2 separate regions of the Homo sapiens genome follow, and region 1 is linked to region 2. The links are chromatin contacts, found by Hi-C or POLR2A ChIA-PET in ENCODE. All regions are on one chromosome and are shown on one strand. Each heading gives the region's core, a stretch centred on a gene start or an enhancer-like site at or near the end of the contact. The rest is flanking DNA. Distances are from core to core; before and after follow the strand shown.

Region 1 (5,166 bases), core at 1,411-3,910, 35 kb after region 2:
TTTGAGGGTTGTCAACCATTAAATTGTTTATCATTTGCCTGGATATAGTTTCATTATTTCTTACATTTAGTTAAGAGGCTCACATTGCTACTGTCATGGTCTATATCGACAACCAAGACAGTCTTATTGATGGAAAAGCAAGTGCATATATTATAATGAAATGTGGTGAGAACTATTGGGAATTCAACATGAAGAAGTAAATAGTCTCTCCAGGAGTGAAAAAAATTCACCATCTTAATGTGACCCTCATTTTCAAAACAAGTAAAAAATCTAGCTCTCGTACAGAGCAGTAGGATCCAATTAAATGGTAGAAAATTGCCCCTTTGTAATTTAGCACTCAAGCTCCTTCTCAGAAGTCTGGTTTATTTATGATGACAGGCACAAAGGGAAGATTCAGAGCAGTTTAAGAAAATAACTTATGTAGCACTTTTTCTAAAAGTAAGCTAACATAAAAACTCACTCGAGAATCCAAGGAAAAATGTCATCTGGTTAATGGTGGGATTATGGATGGTGGAATTTCAGGTAACATTTCTTCTTTTTTTAAATCTTTCTTTTTTTTTATTGTCTCAGTCTTGCTCTTAAATAAATCACACGGAGGTAGAAAGAGCTGGGGAGAAGTCTTTCAGATATGACGACCTGGTTTAAGCCAGTTTCCAAAGAGTATTTGGGACTTTTAGTCCAGGACTCAGGGGACACGTGGTCTGCATTATAAAACCAGCTCTGGCTTGTTGATGTCTAAAAGAAACTTGACGTGACATGAATATTTTCAGTAAGAAATCATAAGTAAACAGCAGAAATTCAAGAAGACAAAGATCAGCCCTTGGAGGAAGATGTAGATTCCAAAAAAGGAAAACCAAGATTAAAGGTGAAAGAGGGGGAAGGTAAAAAGAAGGGAAAAACACTTCACCTCCCCCGTCCCCAGCCCCGCTGTGCACACTCCCACACAAACAAGAAATGACCAAAGAAAAGACGAAAAATTGCAGCAAGATGAAATGCAATTTACTGTGAAGAGCGAGGGCTGGAGTTTAAAAGCTGTCTGATTCTACTCCATGCCATTTGTAAAATTTCCATCATTACCTTGGCTGGGAGATTTGGAAAAAGCAGCTTGTGTCTGAGAATAATTTGAAGAACATGCAGGGCTGGGGTCTTCATCCTGTGGAAGCCCCGGGGCCAAGCCACCTAGAGTAGCAGCTGTAAAGAGGGGCTCCTGCTGAGTTTCTTGGCAGCTACAGGCCCCTGCTGCCACTGCCCATGGAAGGGACAGCTAATGGTGCAGGAACTGCCGCTTGCTTAGGGCCCAACCAGGACACTTGAGAATGAATGGGGGGATCTACTAGAAATGACAATGAGATCATACATATCATGGGATAACAGACATCTAAGACTGTTTGAAGCAAACTGGAATATTTATTCAGCTGGAAAATTTCTGCACCTTCTACGGGGCTTGCCATTAGCTGCCCTGGTCTGCCCCCTTCAGACCCCCCAAAATAGTGACTGCAAATGTTGGTTGTGTCCATATGGTCTAGGACCTCTCTTGAAGATGCTCTTTAACTACAGACTTTTTTAAGGCACTAAAGGGTCTACTGAAAAGAATGAAACTCATCTTACTGATTCCATACTTCCTGTTTATCGAATAGGAAAAGTATGAGAAAAAAGTACAGGAAATAAGAAAAATGTCTGTAAGTGATTGACAGTACCCTGGGGTGGGAGTGAGGGGTGAATGTCCCCCTGACCCATGGCCCACTCTCTAGTCGTGGCTGATGTTCATTGACACCTCTTTGTTGTTAAGCCCTTTCTGTGACAAAGACTATTGTTATTGTTGGTTGACAGGTGAGGAAATGGGCTCAGGGTGTTGAGGGCTGCACAGAGCAAGTGTGGATTTGGGCATTCTGACACCAGCCAGCTACACCCCAGGCATAGCAGGCAGGAGCGACACCATGGCCATTTGTAATGCCTGGTCAGCACTGACTACTGATAGGCCACATTTACTTCTACATCCCTTTATTTCTATATCTCCTTCAGACACCATTACTTTGTCAGGGGAGCTCCACTGACGAATCAGTTCTGTCTGTTGTACTGTTCAAAATGCCCTGTGTCATGTCGTCAACACACTTACCACAGTGTGCATTTGTTTTTGTACGTTTATTTGATTGTCTCTTCTCTTGCTAGATCATAAGCTTTCTGAGGGCAGGAACCTAGTGTGCATGGGTGTGTGTGTGTGTGTGTGTGTGTGCACGCGTGTGTGTGTTTGGATGACTTTTGTATCCCTTGGACCTTAGCACTTAGTATCCCTTGGCACTTAGTAGGGATTTCATGAACATTGGCTGCACTGATGACTGAACCGGTCCCTGCTTTGGAGCTGACGTGGCTACAGGTTCCTTAGGCCATCAGCCGTCTGTTCCAAGTAGAGCTAGCTGTATGTGGTACCCTGACTGTTCTCACCAGCACTTCAGCTCATTAGCTCTTTCTGTTTCTGATGGCTAATATACATATAGAAGCGAATGCTACAAATTCAGGAGCTTATATAGTCTCCTTGAAATGAATAATTTTGCTAATGCCTTTGCCAGATCTGCATTTTGTGCTCCTCATTGCCTCCAAATACTGTCTGTTGCTGTGGTGATGATCTGTGGACTCTTGGGCTGAGTGCCAGTTGGAAGACTCTTTTTATTATTCAGAAGCCTTTTCCACAGGTTGTCTTCTGTTTGTTTGTTTGTCTCTCATTTTAGCAATGTGAATTAGAAGCTGTCTCCTTACCATCAAATGCCTCCTCTGCCGGGTATTTCTGTTAAAACAGTCAGGTCCCTTGGAGGACACAGACAAGCAGGTCCGCAGCTATAAGGTCTCAAGTAGAGAGAGCTTTGCCAGGAAGAGGTACCGAAACTCCCCTTGGACCAGGGAAGTAGGGGATCCAAGCGATACGTTACAGGAGAGGATGCATTTAGTCGGGCATGGTAGAATGCATAAAGACACAAGTAAAATGAAATTTCTTTCTCCCTAATAAGAAAAGTTTTTACTGAAAAGTGTTCCCAAAAAATGATTGTGCAATTTATTTTTCTCCCTGTAAACTTCCTGTGGAAAGACCAGCTGGGCAGAGCGATAAGCCATTTCTCATTCGGTGGGTGGTGGTGTACATGTCCATTCTTAGGTAGTGGAGCAATTTTTTCTGGTAAAAAGAAACTCCTATATTATGCAATTGCAAAGCAGCCAGGAATGTCCCTTCTTCCCAGGCCCTGCATCCTGAAATTCTACCACTTCTCAAGGCTTACTGTGAAGCTGTTGCCCTGAATGGCCTTCTCCATTACTCCTGTAAGAATCAGCCACTCCTTGTCCTCTGCTCCCAAAGAACATTTACATCTATTTCATTTGACTTTGCACTTCTGCTGCTCACATGTCCAGCCATTGCACTTGAAGGTTATCAGCCCATGAAGGGCTGATGCTGATTTCTTTGACCCCTTCTCAGTACTTTGCACAGTATAGACAATCATGTGTGTTAAAATCAACATGTGGGAGAACAGAGTAAAGGGAGTTCTTAATTCCATGGTGCTATGATGGATGGAAGCTGAGGCGAAGAAACCGGAGCCTCCTGGGCAGCGTGATAAGAAGCCGTCAAAGGGCTCCTTGGAGGGACTTAGTATGTGATACATGGCGGGGGCTGCCCTCTCCTTTCCTTTCTGGTCTGTTGTCTCTATTCAGCAGGCTTATCTCATTTTCCCCATTGTGGGGCTGGTGAGGGTCTTTGGTTCCCTGTCTTCATCTCTGTGTGGCTGGCCTTTTTTTCAACTTTTATTTTAGTTTCAGAGGATACATGTGCAGGTTTGTTACGGGGTGAATTGAGTGTCACTGAGGTTTGGTGTACGAATGATCCCATCACCCAGGTGTAGTGAGCATAATATCCAATAGGTAGTTCTTCAACCCTCGCCCCCTTCCCACCCTCCCGTCTCTAGTATCCCCAGTGTCTATTCCTATTTTTATGTCCATGTGTACTTAATGTTTAGCTGTCATTTACAAGTGAGAACATGCAGAATTTGGTTTTCTGTACTTGCAGTAATTTGCTTAGGATATTGGCCTCCGTCGATAGCCTTCTTTTAAAGAGACATTTATATAATCACATCTAAGTTTATATATATATATATATATACACACACATATATATATGTAAAATTAATTTGTCACATTAAAAAAATAACAACATGGCTGTACACAGTGGCTCATATCCGTACCTGTAATCCCAACACTTTGGGAGGCTGAGGTGGGAGGATCACTTGAGTCCAGGGGTTTGAGACCAGCCTGGGCCAATTAGCAAGACACTGTCTCTAGAAAAAATATGTAAAACATTAACCAGGAGTGGTGCTGCATGCCTGTAGTCTCAGCTACTTGGGAGGCTGAGGTGGGAGGATCAGTTGAGCCCAGTGAGCTATGACCATACCATTGCACTCCAGCCTGAGTGACAGAGTGAGACTCTGTCTCTAAAACAACAACATTAGTTTTCCTAGAGTATGCGAATTCCTTTACTGATAGATTTAATCAATTGGAAGAAAGAAAGAAAAAAGAACCAGACTCTTTCATTATAGTCAGTGAAGTCCAGCCACCTGTCTGTCAGCAGTTAAAAGATCAGTTAACAATGAATAGTTTTAATCTTATTCATTTCCTCTAATAATTCTCAAGAAAGAAGTCTCAAACCCCCTTAAATGGATTGTTGGACTTAAATGGAATGTCAACACGTACGCTAGGAATGAAATTATTTACTGGCAGAATCATTTATACATCTGTCATGTCAACAGAATTACAGATACTATTAGAAGAAGTAAATTTGAACAAAAACTATTGCACATTTTGACTAGATGAAATTATTAGGTGTCGAAAGTGAGCTTAACAGAGTAGAAAGAAAGGGTATGGCCTCTTTTAGAGATGTTGAATCCTGACTGTGAGAGGTTTCCATTCGTTGACACATTAAGAATCTTGGAGCACTGTGGAGCTCCCAGGCGCTCACCCACACTTCTTAGATCCAACTGGATTTAAGACCACGAGAAATGACAGCCATAATTACAAGAGGAAAACCCTCCAAACTAGCTTGCTTACCAGGATGAGCAACGATTTCTGCCCATAAATAGTATGCAACTGGATTTCATTTAATTTAGTTTCTACAGGAGTAGAAAGAAAAAAAAA
Region 2 (5,166 bases), core at 645-3,144:
TTTTTTTTTAATTCATATTTCTGTTAGCAGCCCTATCTATTCCCTCTTGAAATGACCTCTGAAGGCTGTTAAATAAATTTTGATTTGCTTTAAGGATTCAGTATTCAAATCATGCTTGATTCTTTGGGAGATATAAAGAAAGCTGTTGCTCCATAGGTCTTGCATCATACGTGATATGACTAAGAAGGAACAACTGAAAAAGTCAAGTCCAATTTACACAATAATGAAAAACCTTTTGTTAGAAACATCTGACAAACAAGGAGCAGTTTCTGGTTTTTTAAAGAATCATTAGAATATAGTTCCATGTCTCTTTTTCTGTCTTGTTAACCCTGCACCTCTAGTACCTAATGGAGTGCTTGGCACTTGATACAGATTGATTGATTGAATGAATATCACACTTTCCCCCCAGTGGTGTTTTAGTTATTGGTTTTGATGTCTGCTTTTTCTGCTTAAGTGTGAGTTAATGACAAAGATCACATTTTATGGTTCTTGACATGCCCCAGGTCTTCTGTATCAGTGTGTGACCTGTAGATGACACTTAATGATGTTTGTAGAATACAATTCAATGATGTCATCCCTTTCCTGGAGCGGCTCACAGTCTGGTAAGGGAGACCAGCCTATGAACGTATTATATATATTGTGCTAATTGTTTGTTGTTGTTGTTTTTTAAAAAATTTGAGACTGAGTCACTCTGTCACCCAGGCTGGAGTGCAGTGGTGCGATCACAGCTCACTGCAGCCGTAACCTCCTTGGGCTCAGGCGATCCTCCCACTTCAGCCTTCTGAGTAGCTGGGATCACAGGTGTGTGCCACCATGCTGGCTAATTTTTTAATTCTTTTTTTGTAGAGATGGGGTTTTGCCATGTTGCCTAGGCTGGTGCTAATTGTTATACTAGAGGTTTATGTAAGGTTCTTTGAGAGCACAAATCATGGAGGATTCTTCAGGAGGAGAAGGAAGTGTGGAGGAGGTTGGCTAAGACATTGGACAGGAGGTGACATTTGAACTGGGTTTTGAAGGATAATGATGAAAGCTAACATTTATTGAGCACTTAACATGTGCCAGGCATTTTATAATAAATCATGGAAAAAATGAGTCTCTCCATAAGGAAGGGGTAGGATAAAGAGAAGGCCTATGATAGAACTAAGGAAACACTGGCATTTAAAGATGGACGGCGGGGCATGGTGACTCATGCCTGTAATGTAATCCCAGCACTTTGGGAGGCTGAGGCAGGCAGATCACCTGATGTTTGAGACCAGGTGTTTGAGACCAGCCTGGCCAACGTGGAGAAACCCCATCTTTACTAAAAATAGAAAAATTAGCTGGGTGTGGTGGCACCCGCCTGTGGTCCCAGTTACTTGGGAGGCTTAGGCATGAGAATCACTTGAACCCAGGAGGCAGAGGCTGCAGTGAGCTGAGATCGTACCACTGCACTCCAGCCTGGGTGAAACAGCCAGACTCTGTCTCAGAAAACAACCAACGAACCAACCAACAACAACAACAACAAAAAATGGGCAAAGGAAGGCATCATCTAGTGAGAAAGGGAAGATGGTAAGATGGCACAACAGATGAGAGAAAGTTCAGAGAGGGAGAGAGAGAAGGGATTAGCTCTAAAAGCAATGCAAAGAGGGCTTGTCCGAAGGTCAGTGAAGTTGAATGTTTCAGAGAAATAACTGGACTTGGAGATCAGAAAACCCCTGATAACTTTGCCAGAGCAGTTTCAGGAAAGCAGGTGGTGGTAGATGTCAGGTACGGTGACTTGACTGATTTCTGGAGAACAACAGAAGGCATGTAACAGGGAGTGTTATTTAAAGAAATGTGTTCACGAGGAAAGCAGAGAGAAGGCAGTCTCTGGAAGCGGTGCAGGCTACTCCCAAGGTAAGGCACGTGGCCTGGCTGCTGGTATTCATGCCTCAGATGGGATGAGGTCAGTAGGCCTTTGTGGGCTCAGGTGTTATTTAACAGGGTTTCCATGGGAATGTGGAAGGCAAATTCCCAACCACTTTCTTATGAGAATAACTTCTGGAGCATGACCCTTTGTAAATGTACTTGTTTTCTTGCTAATTTTAATTGACTGAAAATAGAGTTGTTTTTCCTTCCGAGAATCTCTTAACTTAGAGAAATTTGAATTCACACTGATACAGCTTAAGTTGAGAATTCTTGACTGGCTTGAACCCAATTTACAGAGGTGTAGGACTTCTTCAGGAAGGGAAAGTGCCCATCTCTCAGGCCAGTTAAGTCTTCCATGCATCTGTCCCCAATGGCCAGATTTCACAGGCTTTTGAAAGCTCAAGAATAGGAACTGGAACCTGAAACGCCTTTCTTGTTTTCTCAACCACTTGAAACACTTAATTGCTCATAATGCTGGCTGCATAACAGTGAACATGATTCATTTTTAAAAATGAGATTTATTTTGCTCAGTTTGCCACCTTACTTTGTAAACTTACAGTGGAAACAGTTAACATTTTTTCAAAACTCGGCTTGATTTTTAGGTTTTCTTCATCTTAAGCTTCCTAACCCCTCCTCAGTGGAGGGCTGCTGTCAGTAGATTACTGAAGTAAACCCTGGATTAACCTGCATTGTCTCACTACTGTATGTGCATTCATTCATTTTCATTGTCTGTTCATTCATTTCAAAAAGAAGCCCCCCGCCACTGCCCCCAACCATCCTTTTCTGAATTATTTTACTGCACATCTTGGAATGAACTCCCTTCTGCCTTATCTGTATACAGAGAGGTGCACAGTATTGACTGCTGTTTCTGATGATATCTTCTACAGGGTCTTCTGTGCCATGCTTACCACAGTAGGGTAGGAAGGAACACATTTGCATAGAAACATTTCATATACTTAATATGCTAGAGAATTACTTTACTAGGGACTAAGGTCTCCCCCCCCCTCAAAATAATGGGAGACCACAGGCTGGGTGTGGTGGCTCACGCCTGTAATCCCAGGACTTTGGGAGGCCGAGGGGCGCAGATCACCTGAGGTTGGGAGTTCGAGACCAGCCTGGCCAACATGGTAAACCCCCCCCCCCCATTTCTACTAAAAAATACAAAAATTAATTGGGCGTGGTGGCACACGCCTGTAGTCCCAGCTAGTTGGGAGGCTGAGGCAGGAGAATCGCTTGAACCTGGGAAGCAGAGGTTGCAGTGAGCCACTGCACTCCAGCCTGAGTGATGGAGCAAGACTGTGTCTCAAAAAATAAAAAAAAAATAAAAAGGGAGACCATTATAAAGCCAAATATTTTGAAAACCTATTTTGAAAATCAGCTCTCAGGTTGGAAACATGGATTTTCAAAAAAGAACATATTTTAAAATATCGGGTTGTTGAGATAGAGCTGCTGCAGGGTAGGCGAGACCCAAAGTGGAGCTTAGCCCATGAGGGTTCTTGGCTTTGCCCAGGAAAGAATTCAAGGGCAAGCCAGAGGTAGAAGAAAACAGCTTTATTGAAGAGGCAGTGTTACAGCTCTGTGACTGCTTCTTCAGAGCACGCCTACCCAGTAGGCAGAGAGTAGTAGCTCAGGGCAGCTTTGCAGTCATATTTATACCTACTTTTAATTGCATGCAGATTAAGGGGTTGTTTTTGCAGAAATTTCTCAGGAAAGGGTAGTAACTTTTGGGTCACTAGGTCATTGCCATGGAAAGGGGTGGTAACTCCCTGGTATTGCTATGGCAACAGTAAATTGACATGGCACACTGGTGGGCATGTCATTTTGTTGTTGACAGCTGCTTCTGCTCTGGCTTTGTTTTAGCTAGTCCTCAATCTGGTCCGGTGTCCAAGCCCCACCTCTGGAGTCAAGTCCTGACTTCTACCTCAGTACAGAGTGCTTTTTGATGACAGCAATAATAATGATAATAATAATAATGAGATTAGTGTAGTAAGTTGTCTGTTTGCAGTAGGGGGAAATCAGCTAGGTTTCATTCCTTTGGTTCATGTGAAATGAAGAAAATGCCTTTTTGAGTATCGGATGACTCCCTAATTCATATTTGTAGCCCAGACCTCAGAGCTGTAGGTTAAGCATCTGCTCTACTCTCCATACCTGCTGGCTGGCCCACAGGAGCCTCAAACGTACTTTCATACAGAAATTGGTTTCCATGTCTAGTTCCTAACATCACATTAAATGACATCTAGTGTTTAAAACCAGAAATGTGCTTTAGATTCCTTTAATATAATAAGGAGTTGTATACATATTAAGAATATTATCCCTTTGTTTTTAAAAATTTATTATATTTTTCCTCAGTTTTATGTTTATGATAATTTTTGTGTGAATTCCTGACAGATTTTTTAATTAGTCAAAATTATCCCTTTTAAGTGCAGATTCTTGCTTCATACATATATCCGAGAAGTATTCATTTGTGTTTTATTTCATTATTTTGAGAGACAAAGTCTTGCTGTGTTGCCCAGGCTGGAGTACAGTGGTGCCTTCATAGCTCACTGCGGCCTCGAATTTCTGGGCTCAGGCAATCCTTCTGCCTCAACCTTCCAAAGTACTGGGATTACAGGCGTGAGCCACTGCATCTGGCCTATATTTTATTCTATAAAGTTTAATATATTTTATTTTTACACTTGACTCTTACCTCCATTTTGAATTTATTTTGTTGTATGATATAGGAAAAGTAATACGTCTGTATTGAAATGTACTATGATTGATGAGAAGAAACAATTTTTGGGCTAAGTGAAATTTATAAACTTAACATTTCTTTAAATAACACATAGTATTTGGTCATGGCATGGTCTGAAATATATCAGTTATTTGTATGAAAAATCTTTTCCCTTGCTTTTAAGGATTATACTGAAGATAATTTAACCTTTTCTACTTTGCCCAGAATTGCTATTATAAACAGTGCACTGTTCTGTATGTATTGTATTATACTGTAATATAATTTGTGAAAGGGGCTTAGAGTTCCCTTTTACCATATGCCTCAGTCCATCCATTAGGGGAGAGATGCCCCAACATGGTCTCAAAAAAATAAACATGGTCTCTGTCTCAAAAAATAAAAATAAATAAAAATAAAAAGGGAGGCCATTATAAAGCCAAATATTTTGAAACCTATTTTGAACATGGTCTCCCCTTCCATTGCAGGAAGAGGCAAACTGAGTAGCAGTCTTTTAGTCACTGTTAGTGTAGCATAGGACTTACTGATGTATATAGTAGCTGTCTATTTTAAAC

Evidence for each region. Hi-C counts contacts between places; a loop is a spot of excess contacts on that map. ChIA-PET counts read pairs that join two places held with the same protein, here RNA polymerase II (POLR2A). Pooled maps may share reads with other maps.
Region 1: a map of ascending aorta shows a loop between it and region 2 (2.0-fold over the local background). The contact joins two enhancer-like sites. A Hi-C loop is called at or near these places in 10 of 168 maps with a recorded cell type or tissue (CD4-positive, alpha-beta T cell, Calu3, GM12878 and 7 more), 21 of 37 single-sample maps with no recorded cell type and 10 of 50 pooled maps. POLR2A ChIA-PET finds 5 or more read pairs at or near these places in 19 of 52 experiments (AG04450, CD4-positive, alpha-beta T cell, CD4-positive, alpha-beta memory T cell and 15 more).

What each region holds. Positions count from the first base shown.
Region 1 is chr6:136,736,010-136,741,175 of GRCh38, reverse strand. All of the region lies in intron 1 of MAP3K5 (mitogen-activated protein kinase kinase kinase 5), which reads left to right. Among named protein-coding and RNA genes, the nearest start is that of MAP3K5-AS2, 45 kb to the left of the region's middle. Within about 2 kb of position 2,660, at least 9 of the 41 ENCODE cell types and tissues checked have a DNase peak (open chromatin) inside an H3K27ac peak, as active enhancers do; they include ascending aorta, where a contact is called at or near this core.
Region 2 is chr6:136,769,964-136,775,129 of GRCh38, reverse strand. All of the region lies in intron 1 of MAP3K5 (mitogen-activated protein kinase kinase kinase 5), which reads left to right. Among named protein-coding and RNA genes, the nearest start is that of MAP3K5-AS2, 12 kb to the left of the region's middle. RefSeq lists a silencer at 1,785-2,079. Within about 2 kb of position 1,894, at least 14 of the 41 ENCODE cell types and tissues checked have a DNase peak (open chromatin) inside an H3K27ac peak, as active enhancers do; they include ascending aorta, where a contact is called at or near this core.